Regions from separate parts of the Homo sapiens genome. Here all the other regions are linked to region 3. The links are chromatin contacts, found by Hi-C or POLR2A ChIA-PET in ENCODE. All regions are on one chromosome and are shown on one strand. The core of a region is the stretch at or near the end of the contact, and the rest is flanking DNA. Distances in the headings are between cores, read along the strand shown.

Region 1 (4,266 bases), core at 41-2,540, 230 kb after region 3:
CTAGTTTTTCACATATATTCTAAAATAAGCAAATGAAAGGATTGTGTTTATGTTACAAAAAGGGAGTTTTGTTTTACAAAAGAATTAAACTACTTGAGAACTACAAAAGAATTTAATGGCTGGGCACGGTGGCTCACGCCTGTAATCCCAGCGCTTTGGGAGGCCAAGGCGGGCTGATCACCTGAGGTTGGGAGTTCGAGACCAGCCTGACCAACATGGAGAAACCCCGTGTTTACTAACAATACAAAATTAGCCGGGCATGATGGCGCATGCCTGTGATCCCAGCTACTCGGGAGGCTGAGGCAGGAGAATTGCTTGAACCCGGGAGGTGGAGGTTGCGGTGAGCGGAGATCGCACCATTGCACTCCAGCCTGGGCAACAAGAGTGAAACTCCATCTCCAAAAAACAACAACAACAAGAATTTAACCGCATAGTTCAAAAACTGTGAAACCATATGAACTATATGCAGATGATTTAAAATACAAAAGTTAAATTTGCATATGACTTTTTAGGAAAATGTCTTCCATAAAGTAGAGCTTTATATCAATATTATTTCTTTGTATAACCATGGAATCCATTCACAATATAGGGTGGGAGGGCAGTTCTCTTTGATTCTGCCTTCCTTGAAGGCGGCTCTGCCAGTTGATAAATCCCTAGTGACTTGCTCCCTATTTAAATGAAGGCATGAGTGGAAAGGCCCTCTGTCTCTCCCTGCAGGAAACCATCTTTAAAGTCATGGAACTGCTAAAAGGAGAGGGATCTATTTTTAGAACTTTGGCCTTAAAAACATTTTAAGAATATCAGTAAGCCACAGTAAAGTGCTACTTTTGTTTATTATGTAAATATACTTTCATTTAAAGAAAATACTGTGATATATAACTGATTGCATGGGTGAGAGGGAAGAGAAAAGAGTGACTAATTGGAATTGTTTAGTAGAGTTGTTATATGTATTTTATTTTACTTGGCAGATTTTTCCCCCCCAAAATGGAATGGTGGTTCACGTTTGCTTTTACAGAAAATCATATTTATAATTGGAATTGTGAAGGAGGTGATCTTAAGGGAAGACGTTTTCATGGCTGAATTAGGAGAAGGTGTTATCTAAATGAGGAATGCCTTAGAAGCTGTACCAGATGTTTTCTGTGTCGGAAGTAGTATCTATGTTTTTATTTGTAAACATGCATTCTTTTGGTTGGATTTATGGAAGACTAACAGAAACATGGGTTTTAGCATTGCGGTCTGGCTGCCTGTGCATCCACAGCTGTAGAGGCCAAGACGCTTCTCTGCCTGCAGGGACTGCCCATCCCTGTTTCTCAGCAGGCTGGAAATAGCTGTGTATTTGTCTTCCTTCCTCTTAGCACAGATACTTCCAGAGTAGGGGGCACAGTCATTCTTAGGTTCAGGTCCATGTTAGGGAAACACATGTGGGTTACTATGACTTTGTTTTCTGCATTCCCAGATGATAAACAGCATAAAATTAGGAATAGGAGAAACTTGGCAAGATTGGACAGTGAGCCAAGTCTTCAGACAACTTTAAAAAATAGGCGCAAATTTTTTCAAGAAGCTTATCAGTTTTTCGGTACTGCTTTTCACAGTAAATAGCGGATAACGGACTGATGTTATGTCTTGTAATGGAATCTAGCTTGGAGTCCCTGGGACAACAAAGTTATGATAAGGGCAGATAAGAGGACGCTTGATTCTTTGTCTCCGTTAGCCATTTGGAGCAGAACGTTTGCATAAATGAACTTTTCTTCTGAAGTGGATCTTGTTTGTAAGAGAACTTACGAAAGGAAGAGGGACATTTTAAGCATGTTTCAAAACTGAGTTGCTGGTGAGGCCACAGTTAGTTTTTAGAGGTCCAAGGGAAATCAGGCAGTGTCTCATCTGTTGTTAATTAATGAAACGAAACTGGAGTCACTAGAGTGCAGCAGTGAATGAAAGGTCAGTGAATGGAAAAAACTGTCAATGAAGGAGGATGTCAGCAGAGTGGAACATTGTCATAGATAAAGATCAGTGAAAATGTGCTCTGGCTGAGGTAGGGTTTTCTGGAAGTGACTGGGAGCCAGTCTGGGACATTTCAAGCCAAACTGAGCACTAAATGAATGTTCTGATTGCAGCTAAATCTGTTAAATATTTTTAAATATTTGTTTGAGTTTGTTCTAGATATCAGTTGAGAAAGATTTGTGAAAAAGAGGCTTCTTTTTGTTTTATAATGTGTTTTACAGTGTAGTGTTGTTTTGTTTGGCTCTTTTGTTTTGAAGCTGAACAATGGTTTCTTTCTCTCCTTTCTGTTCTCTGTCTTAGAACTTTCTAGAGCCACACTTACTTTTGAGGTCCACTGAAATCAAAGTGATCTAGGATCACTGTACCAATTAACGATAGAACTGGACCTCGAACAGCCTGGCTGATGGCTCAGTTTATGATTATTGCAGAATTGCATCTCCTCTGAAAGTTGTTCTGTGGGGGGTGACCTGACAGCCAAGGTCTACTACCAACTTGTAAATGGTGGTCATGAACAAACCAGTGACCATATTTACATTTCAACCAGTTCATCTGTAAACTTTGTTATTGGTGTCATGTGAAATTGCCTTTAAAGAGATTCTCCTTTCTCTGTTCTTGTCGGATCTTCTTCCTTCTCCCTCATTGAAGCCTTTGAGCGATATAGCTTTGGGGAAACAAGGCTCTTCCATCAGTTTGGGAGAGGACCATGGCCTTTTTAGCCTGGTCACAGCTGGGGAGGCCAGGACCCCATGAATATCATCAGCAAGGCTGTCCCTGCATCCAAGGGAGAGTTGAAAGTAATTCCATAGGATTTAGAAAAGTAGACTTATAACCTGGCTCTTCCGGTTATTATATTACGTGATTCTGAGCCTATATTATGTGATTCTGAGCCTTATCTATAAATGGGATTAGTAGTAACACCTATCTCATAGGGCAGCTGTAAGAGTGTGTAAATACCTATAGAGTGCTTAGAGCAATGTTTGTCACGCAGTAAGTGTTCAGTACATTCTAGGATTACATACATTATTTATAAAAATAATCATTTATAAGGTTCAAATGAAATTCAAGTGGTGTTTCCTTGGATTCTCTGTTTTCTCTTTGAGAACATTTATTGGAATATTGTTTTGTTGGATGTATGTATGTATTTTTTTGAGACAGGGTCTCACTTTGTCACCCAGGCTGGAGTGCAGTGGTGCGATCACAGCTCACTGCATCATCAACCTCCTGGGCTCAAACAGTCCTCCCACCTCAGCCTCTCAAGTAGCTGGAACTACAGGAATACTCCACCATGCCTGGCTAATTTTTTCTTTCTTTCTTTTTTTTTTTTTTTTTTTTTAACAGAGATTGGGTTTATCCATGTTGCCCAAGCTGTTTTGTTGAATTTAAATGACAACCATTCCAGGAACTGTTTTAGAGCCAGAATTGAAAAATATATGAAGACAGTTCTTTAGAGAAACACCAGAACTGGCAGGGCGCAGTGGCTCATGCCTGTAAACCCAGCACTGTGGGAGGCCAAGGTGGGTAGATCACTTGTGCCTAGGAGTTTGAGACCAGCCTGGGCAACATAGGAAGGACCCTGTCTCTACAAAAATACAAAAATTAGCTGGGCGTGGTGGTGTTCCCCTGTAGCCCTGGCTACTCGGGAAGCTGAGGTGGGAGGATCACTTGAGCCTGGGAGGCAGAGGTTGCAGTGAGCTGAGATCATGCCACTCCAGCCTAGGCAACAGAGTGAGACCCTGTCTTTAAGAAAAAAAAGAGAAACACCAAAACTACATGTTAATAGACACCACATTAAAATTTAACATCATACAATTTAATTGTAATTAAAATAGTGCCTGACAGTTGTTAGGTTGGGTAGGTGTAAGAAAAGCAAAGAATGATGAGAATCTTTAACATTTATTGTTACAAGAACTACCTTGGGGAAAAAACTCACTTAAATAATGACTGTGTTATTCAATTAGAGAGACTGAAAAGGAACAAAACACGAATAGAAACAAAAGCATAAATTCTAAACAGTGGGCACTTATATACCAATATTGGCTGACCCCCTTTTTTTGAGATTGTCTGTGGGTTGTACTTGTAAGTACAGGAGTTCTGATTGACTCCATTTCAGTAGTTGCTTTGACCCTAGCGTAGCATTTTGTAAGTGTGAATTCTACTAGCTATTAATATATTTTAGGGGGAATTCCATGGTCAGATAAGTTTGGGGAAACTTACTAGACTTCAATAAATGAAACCAGTTTCTTTGAAAATACTTTTTAGAACCTT
Region 2 (4,080 bases), core at 731-3,230, 160 kb before region 3:
AGAGAATGGCGCTCGGTGTGTGGGGTAAGGGGAGTCAGGAGGAGGACGGGCTGCTCGTGAGACAGGGTAGGATGGGCTGTGCCTGGTTTCCTCTCAAGCCCCCAGGCTGCTACCCTTGGTTCTAGCCACCTTTCCTCCCACCCTCCTTCTCATGCAGGCTGCCAAAAATTGCACTTTGGGTCTGAGATTAGGAGCGCCTGGCCATGTCTGAACCCCGCTCCTATCTTAGTGGCCGCAGGTGGCTCCCAGGAAAGCATGAATCCTGAGGTTTTACTGGTAAGCTGGGAGGGATTAACTGGGATCCAGTCATGTGCTCCACCCAGTACTCAGTGACTAAACCCTGCACTTTGGAGGGAGATGGTAATGTTTCAGCATGAGTAGCCTCTGGCCTTGGGCATGAGCAAAGGACTTTGAGTATGAGGACGAGACCCTCTTCACTTATTCCAGCTGCTAACAATTAACACACAGCCATCCAGTAACACAAGGATGCCCACAGCTGAGATCCTGGAATCACTTGTTGCTGTCTTAAACCTTTTTGGAATGAATCTAGGCATGAAAGAAAGGGGTTTTTGGTTCTTTTGTTTGTTTGTTTTTTGGGTTTTTCTGGGTTGTTTTTTTTTTGTTTTTTTTTTTTTTTTTTTTTTGAGACGGAGTTTTTACTCTTGTTGCCCAGGCTGGAGTGCAATGGCATGATCTCAGCTCACTGCAACCACCATCTCCCAGGTTCAAGTGATTCTCCTGCCTCAGCCTCCCGAGTGGCTGGGATTACAGGCATGTGCCACCACACCCGGCTAATTTTGTATTTTTAGTAGAGATGGGGTTTCTCCATGTTGGTCAGGCTGGTCTCGACCTCCCGACCTCAGGCCCGCCTCGGCCTCCCAAAGTGCTGGGATTACAGGCGTGAGCCACTGTGCCCGGCCCCAAAAGAAAGGTTTAGAAAAACCAGTGGGGAAGAGGGAGAGGGAAGGGAAGAATAAGAACAAGAGGAAGAGGGAGGAAAGGAAGAGGAGGGCGAAGTCATTTCTTGGGTCAACTCCAAGCCCTCTGTTCCTCCTCCCCTTTAGGGAGAAGGGGTTTCAGCTGCCAGGCTGTGTGAACAAGTAAGTCACTTGACCTCTCAAAGCCTCCTCTCATCTATAAAATGCAGGACACGCTGCTGAACTACGTGGTCTGAACTCATGTTCAGCTCCACCGTTCACCCACCTGGGGAGCTTCATGTACAAAACTTCCAGATGTCTTTCTTTCTCCCCCTCATCCTCATTCTTGCCCCATCTCCTGTCATTAAAAGAGTATGTGCCACAAACTCCTACCCAAACTAAAAGCCAGGGCTAGAGGTAAGGTTGAAGGGTCTGAAGAAGAGACACAGCAAGGGACTGCCCACCTGAAGGACAAAGCCAGAGGCTCCTGGAGCAGCGCTGACCCTAGACATGGCCTTGACTGACACACAGCACTGACCACTGTGCAGGGAAAAACGTGAACATGTGATGAGTCTCCCGCTTTGGGTTTCTAACCTGAGACTCCTCTTCGCAACCAGAGAGATGGGGAAAGTGTGTAGAGTTGCTTGTGACTAGGCCTGGAAGTTTGCCCATGCTTATTCTACGCAGTCCTTCCCAGAGCATCTGAGAATGAATCATCTGGGGCCCAGAACCTTGCAAAGACAAACTGACTTTGTCTTCCTTCCTATGAGATTTCTCTCATTCTGTCAAAATGTGTCTTCGCGCCAGCCCAGCCCTGAAAATGTGTGACTTTCTAGCATTTTCATTTTTTCTCTATTCTCGAATTGCTACATTCAGTCAGTAGTAATAACAGTCATGATGTAATTATGAGTAAGAATAATGACAGCTACTGTCACCTCCTGAGTCCTATTATGAGTCAGGCACTATGCTGAGTAGTTATGTATTTTTACACATATTCTCTCATTTACATGCTTTTACATCCATTACCTCATTTAACATTCCTACAGCCCATTTTATAGGTGAGAAACCTAACAGAGTGAGGAAGGTACATGTCCAGTGTCACATGGTCAGAAAGAATAGCTCTTTATAAGTAGTCATAATCATAATTCAATCCTCCTTTTCACCTCTAAATCACTGTCATCATCTCTAGAGCTTTTCTCCCTGACCCCAACCTCTCTCCATTTAAACCACCATATATTCAAGCATTGGCTTGCTGAGAAGTCTCCAAAACAAGCAACCCTGGCCGGGGGCAGTAGCTTACGCCTGTAATCCCAGTACTTTGAGAGGCCGAGAGATGGGAGGACCACTCGAGCCCAGGAGTTTGAGACCAACCTGGGCAGCATAGTGAGACCCCCGCTGTACAAAAAGAAATTAAAAATTAGCCGGGTGCTAATTTAGCCAGGATCACACCTGTGATCCCCCTACTCGGAGGGTGAAGCAAGAGGATTGCTTGAGCCCAGGAACTCGAGGCTGCAGTGAACTATGATCATGCCATTGCACTCCAGCCTGGGCAACAGAGTGAGACCCTGTCTCAAAACAAAAAACTAAATAAATAAATATAAAATTGTGGCCACTGCCCTTGGAATGAATAATAATCACACTGACATACAACTAAGAAGTTATGGAATACATTAGGAATGCTGAGGGCACATGGAAAACAGTGACCCATTCTACCTAGTGGGGTTTTAAAATAATTATTTTTAATGTTTAATGCTTTAGGGAAGAAAGCAGGGAGATGAAACATGAAAGATGAACAGGAAATGGTAGGAGATTTTTATGAAGGTAGAAGAGACAGGGCTTTGGGAATGGAAAAGCCCAGGTTAACTCCCAGATTTCTGGCTTAGGCAACTGAGTGGCACCACTGTCAGAGCCTAGAAATACAGGCTTGAAAGGAGAGATGCTAAGTGTAGCTTTGTTGGCTCTTTGATAAATATGCGACCTGCACGTGGAGCTATCCAGGAATAACAAGTCAAAAGACCCAAGTCCTCTTGAGAGTTTCCTCTGAGCCATATATGGTTTCCTTTCTTTTTTCTTTTTTTTTTTCTTTTGAGACAAAGTCTCTCTGTCGCCCAGGCTGGAGTGATGCAATGGCACAATCACAGCTCACGGCAGCTTCGACTTCCTGGGCTCAGGTGATCCTCCTACCTCAGCCTCCTGAATAGCTGGGACAGGTGCGCACCACCACATCTAGCTACTTTTTGTATTTTTTGTAGAGGTGGGGTCTCGCTATGTTGCCCAGGCAGCTCTTCAACTCCTGAGGCTCAGGTGATCTGCCCGCCTCGGCCTCCCAAAGTACTGGGATTACAGGCACAAGCCACTGCTCCTGGCCATATATGGTGTTATTTAATCCTCACAACAACCCTATTATTATGCCTTCCTTTAACAGCTGAGGAAACTGAGGCACAGAGAAATTACATAACTTGCCCAAGATTACATGACTCTTAAAAGCCAGGCTCCTTGACACTGGGTTGTGCTGTCTCTGCACCGTGGGCATATGGGTTGGTGCTCAGGAGAGGTTTGGGCTGTAAGCACAGACTGGCAGTCATCACCTAGAGTGGTATCTGAAGCCTCAAGAGGAGACAAGATCACATGGGAAGCCAAGGACAGAACCATGTGGAGCACCATCTCATCTAGGTAGGAGTCCGCAAAGGAGGTTAAAAAGAAATTATCGGCCGGGCGCAGTGGCTCACACCTGTGAGCCCAGAACTTTGGGAGGCCGAGGCGGGTAGATCACCTGAGGTCAGGCGTTAAGAGACCAGCCTGGCCAGCATGGTGAAACTCCATCTCTACTACAAATACAAAAATGAACCAGGCATGGTGGCTCACGCCTGTAGTCCCAGCTACTCAGAAGGCTGAGGCACAAAAACCGCTTGAACCCAGGAGGCAGAGGCTGCAATGAGCTGAGATCACGCCACTACACTCCAGCCTAGGCAACAGAGTGAGACATGGTCTCAAAAAAAAAAAAAAAAAGAAGCGTATTCGCTCCTTTTTGTCTGTCACGGCAGATCCAGCCCCAGTTTGAGCTTCAAGGCCTTTCTCCAATTAGTCCTCCCACCTATCTCCTCCTTCCTCCCTAACTCCCGTCTCCACCTCCGTGCAAGGCAAGCAAATCTTCCTAGAGTTC
Region 3 (4,283 bases), core at 451-2,950:
AAATATCAACAGTATACCCAGTGCACCATATTAGAAACTATAAAGCATCATTTGAAATTCTTAAAAGGACACCGTTTTAAGATAGTAGATATGTAAATATCTATGTAATTAACCAGGCACAGTGGTTCATGCTTCTCATCCCAATGATTTGGGAGGCTAAGTTGGGAGGACTGCTTGAGCAAAGGAGTTCAAGACCAGCCAGGGCAACATAGTGAGACCCCATCTCTAAAAAATTTAAAATTAGCCAGGTGTGGTGGCATACACCTGCAGTCCCAGCTACTCAGGAGGCTGAGGCAGGAGGACTGCCTGAGCCCAAGAGGTCGAGGCTGCAGTGAGCCATGATCATGCCACTGCACTGCAGCCTGGGCAATAGAGCAAGACTCCATGTGTCTTAAAAAAAAAAAAAAAAAAAAGGACTTGCTTGCTCTGGTGAGTATGGGGAGAGCCTCTCCTCATGTGTAGGAGTGGCAGCATATTCCAGAGTAAAAACATAATAATAAAATAGTGAACACATGCATAGCTACTACTTTATGCAGGCCTTGTTGTAAGTTCTTTACATATATTCAATGTTTTTCTCATAGAAAGACATTCTTAAGACTGTGAAGAGAGAAGAAAAGCAGGAAACAGAATTAAGGTATTTAAGGTACTTAGTCCAGGGCCTGGCACATAGTAGGCACTCATTATTGTTGTTGCCAACAAAAGGTCTCAAGAGAACATTCAGTCCCCTTCCTCCCCCTAGATAACGACCCTCCATATTCTGAAGCATTCACTGAATCTTGCTCCACTATCGTGCAGCCACATTCCCACGGTTGAACAAATCCCACGGAAGACATCAGTAGGAACTACAGCTCTACTCAGGTAGTTAACACCAACCCTGGGCCCCCCAGCTTGGATCCTCAGCTGAGGATATGCCAAAGATAAGCGCCCAGCTCCCTCCTTCTCACTTTCTATCAGTACTCTCTCTTGAGTGTAGATTTGTTTTATTTTGTTTTACTGGAGAAGGGGAGGAGGAGAGGTGGAGGCAAAAAAGGGGAAAGGAAACAGAGAAGGTAAGATGCAGGAATTATTTCAGGTCTCAGTTTGGCAGGGGCTCATATGTAAAGCTATTATGTTCGAGAAATATAAAAGACTAATACTTTTCCTAAAGATTGAAACAGAAACAGTGGTGATTGGACTGGGAATTATACCTCACTTCAATGAACTCCAAAAGAACTTGAGTTGATTGCTGAAGAAGTGAACAAATAGTGATCAATTTGCTGACAACTGTAAAAGCGTATGGGGTGGGTCACAGCCATTATAGCTTCCTGTGGAGTCAGTGGCCAACTCTAGGTTGTTACCCCACTGTAGCCAGCAGAGGTCTCTCTTTTATTAATCTTCAATTTAAAAAAAAAACCTCTGGGTTGTTTATTTCTATTATCCTTTTGAAGTCTCTTTCTAAAGCCAAATAAATAATGAATCATTTGGCCAAAACATCTTCGAATACTGAATCTAGTCACTTAGTAAAAATGAAAGACAAAAATGCTGAGCTACTTGAAGCAAAAGATTCAGTATTCACCTCTAAGCTATTCATTTGCTTAGAAGATTCACGCCAATCGCACAGCCAAAGAGCAAAACATGGGCCAGACTCTAAAACAGCAATGAGCAACTGGCTGAGTATGACAAAGAAAAGGGAGCTCCAGCTAAGACTGGTAGCGGGGTGGAGCAGGAGGCTGGCGAGGTCCACTTCTTCGGATCTCTGGTTCAGTAGCTGACACCAAGCAGGGCTCTTCCTTGAATGCACTCCTTCAAAAGCCTCAGATATACCACTTGTGACCACATCCCCTCTAACGGCCCAAGCACTACACATTACACCCTCCTTACTTAATGAAATCAAGAGTTTTGGTTTTTGAAAACTCGATTGTTTATGTTAAGCAGCATCATGGAGAACTATCAAGGCGAAAGCTTGAACTTTCTTTCCCACGTCCTATTGGGATAACCCCAACATAAGACTAAGGATTTCAATTAATATTAGATAAAGTGAGGAAACAATAAAATTTATTTGAAGCTGCTCAAGTCACTCTCTTATTTTATTTTATTTATTTATTCTTTTGAGACAGGGTCTCAGTCTGTCACCCAGGCTGGAGTGCAGTGGCGTGATCATGGCTCACTATAGCCTTGACCTCCCAGGCTCAGGTGATTCTCCCACCTCAGCCTCCCAAGTAGCTGGGACTACAGGTGCACACCACCATGCCCAGCTAGTTTTTTTGTTTTGTTTTGTTTTTTTTGAGACAGACTCTCACTCTTATTGCCCAGGCTGGAGTGCAGTGGCGTGATCTTGGCTCACCGCAACCTCCTCCTCCTGGGTTCAAGCAGTTCTCCTGCCTCAGCCTCTCGAGTAGCTGGGATTACAGGCACACACCACCACGCTCACCTAATTTTTTGTATTTTTAGTAGAGACGGGGTTTCACCAGGCTGGCCAGGCCAGTCTTGAACTCCTGAGTGATCCACCCGCCTCAGCCTCCCAAAATGCTGGGATTACAGGCATGAACCACTGCTCCCAGCCTAGTTGTTTGTATTTTTAGTAGAGATGGGGTTTTGCCATGGTACCCAGGCTGGGTTCAAGTGATCCACCTGCCTCAGCTTCTCAAAGTGCTGACATTACAGGTGTGAGCTTATTTTATTTTAGTTTAGAGACAAGATCTCACTCTGTCACCCAGGCCTGAGTGGCAGTGGTGGATTATAGCTCACTAAAACTGTGAATTCCTGGGCCCAAGCGATCCTCCTGCTTCAGCTTCCCAAGTAGGTATGACTACAGGTGCTCACCACCATGCCTGGCTTATTTATTTATTTATTTATTTATTGTAGAAATGAGGCCTCACATTGTCCAGGCAGGTCTTCGATGCCTAACCTCGAATGATCCTCTTCGGCCTCCCAAGCAATCCACTTTGGCCTCCCAAAGCACTGAGATTGCAGGCATCAGCCACTGTGCCTGCCAAGTCACCTTTAAATTATCCAGTGGCTTCCCATTGCACTTAAAGTCCAAAATTCCTAATGTGGCTTAAAAAGCCCATCACTCCAGCCACAGCACTCATTCCTTCTGCCATTGGCTCACTGCCCCCCAGCCACAAGCACATTCTTTCAAAGCTCTTCTCTGACTTGCAGCCTTGGACTGTGTTCTGCTTGGCTCACTCTCCTTCCTTTCCTCCTTTCAACTGGTTAACTCATGCTCAGCTTCCAGGTCTCAACTTGAAAGTCATTTCTTTAGGAGGGATTCTCTAACCCTCGCTCTAGGTCAGGGCCCCTGTTTCAAACTCTTACAGCATCCTACAGGCAGCCACTGGAACATAGGGGAAGGCACTGCAGGTGAGGGGGATGGAATGGCATTTTTTATTTTGTTTGTTTGTTTGTTTTAGAGATGGGGTCTTGTTCTGTTGCTCAGGTGGACTGGAACTCCTGGGCTCAAGGGATCCTTCCACCTCAAACTCCCGAGTAGCTGGGACTATAAGTGGCTGCTCAGCTAAAGGGAGTGTTGGTGGATTTTTAAAGGCCCTTTTCTTTTCAGTAAACACAGGCTGGCTTGGGGAAAGAGTTTCGATTTTAGCCCCTGCTTGCTTCCTCAGTTAGTCACCTTGTCTGGGATCCAAACTGCTACAGCATGAAGCAGAAGCTCTGAGGTCCCTTCATGGCACTCATCCTTCACAACACTCACCTAAATTCCATGGAATAATTACAGCTGTGACGCCTTGTGGAGCTCCAGGAGGCCAGCGCTCCTGTTTGTGACCTTGAAGCCCACAGAGCCTGGCCTTAGTAAAGGCTCCCAGAGACTGCACGCGACAATGCAGCAATATCTGGCACTACTAAGCAACCATTAGGTTACACATTCACGTGCTTTTTTTCTAGTGAGATTATAAACGTTTATTGTTCAGCCTACGCTATTATAAGATCATCTTCTTTTGATTCTGAATATGTGGTTTGTGGCCAAAAATCAGGACTCTAGCTTCCCTGAAAAATAACCTGATCCACAGGGATGGAATGTGTGATCTTGACTAGGAAACAAGAATCACAGAGCTGTAAGCCAGAAGGAATCTATAAATCATCTTCGTTTAACTTCCCCACTTTACAGGAAATCAAGAATTAGAATATTCTCATCTGCAAAATGGAAAGAATCGATACAGTGGTCTCCCATAGCCAATATTCTGAGATTCTAAGATTTGCCCCAGGTCAGTCACATGGAGAGGGACAGCCAAAGATTAGTCGGCTAACTTGAAATGTAAAACTATTTTCCCAGCACTATGTCCTAAGTA

The links. A loop is a pair of places that touch in the nucleus more often than their neighbours do. ChIA-PET counts read pairs that join two places held with the same protein, here RNA polymerase II (POLR2A). Pooled maps may share reads with other maps.
Region 1: a pooled map shows a loop between it and region 3 (2.9-fold over the local background). The contact joins two enhancer-like sites. A Hi-C loop is called at or near these places in 1 of 168 maps with a recorded cell type or tissue (CD4-positive, alpha-beta memory T cell), 2 of 37 single-sample maps with no recorded cell type and 9 of 50 pooled maps. POLR2A ChIA-PET finds 5 or more read pairs at or near these places in 10 of 52 experiments (CD4-positive, alpha-beta T cell, CD4-positive, alpha-beta memory T cell, GM10248 and 6 more).
Region 2: a loop to region 3 is called in a pooled map, with 4 times the contacts of the local background. The contact joins two enhancer-like sites. A Hi-C loop is called at or near these places in 14 of 168 maps with a recorded cell type or tissue (Caco-2, Calu3, HCT116 and 10 more) and 16 of 50 pooled maps. POLR2A ChIA-PET finds 5 or more read pairs at or near these places in 11 of 52 experiments (BJ, H1, HEK293 and 8 more).

What each region holds. Positions count from the first base shown.
Region 1 is chr12:12,503,760-12,508,025 of GRCh38, reverse strand. The region is part of intron 3 of DUSP16 (dual specificity phosphatase 16); the gene reads left to right. Among named protein-coding and RNA genes, the nearest start is that of DUSP16, 57 kb to the left of the region's middle. Within about 2 kb of position 1,290, at least 13 of the 41 ENCODE cell types and tissues checked have a DNase peak (open chromatin) inside an H3K27ac peak, as active enhancers do.
Region 2 is chr12:12,897,456-12,901,535 of GRCh38, reverse strand. All of the region lies in intron 1 of GPRC5A (G protein-coupled receptor class C group 5 member A), which reads right to left. Among named protein-coding and RNA genes, the nearest start is that of GPRC5A, 7.9 kb to the right of the region's middle. Within about 2 kb of position 1,980, at least 12 of the 41 ENCODE cell types and tissues checked have a DNase peak (open chromatin) inside an H3K27ac peak, as active enhancers do; they include ascending aorta and endothelial cell of umbilical vein, where a contact is called at or near this core.
Region 3 is chr12:12,734,333-12,738,615 of GRCh38, reverse strand. It overlaps a transcript of APOLD1 not described here. Among named protein-coding and RNA genes, the nearest start is that of CDKN1B, 19 kb to the right of the region's middle. Within about 2 kb of position 1,700, at least 13 of the 41 ENCODE cell types and tissues checked have a DNase peak (open chromatin) inside an H3K27ac peak, as active enhancers do; they include ascending aorta and endothelial cell of umbilical vein, where a contact is called at or near this core.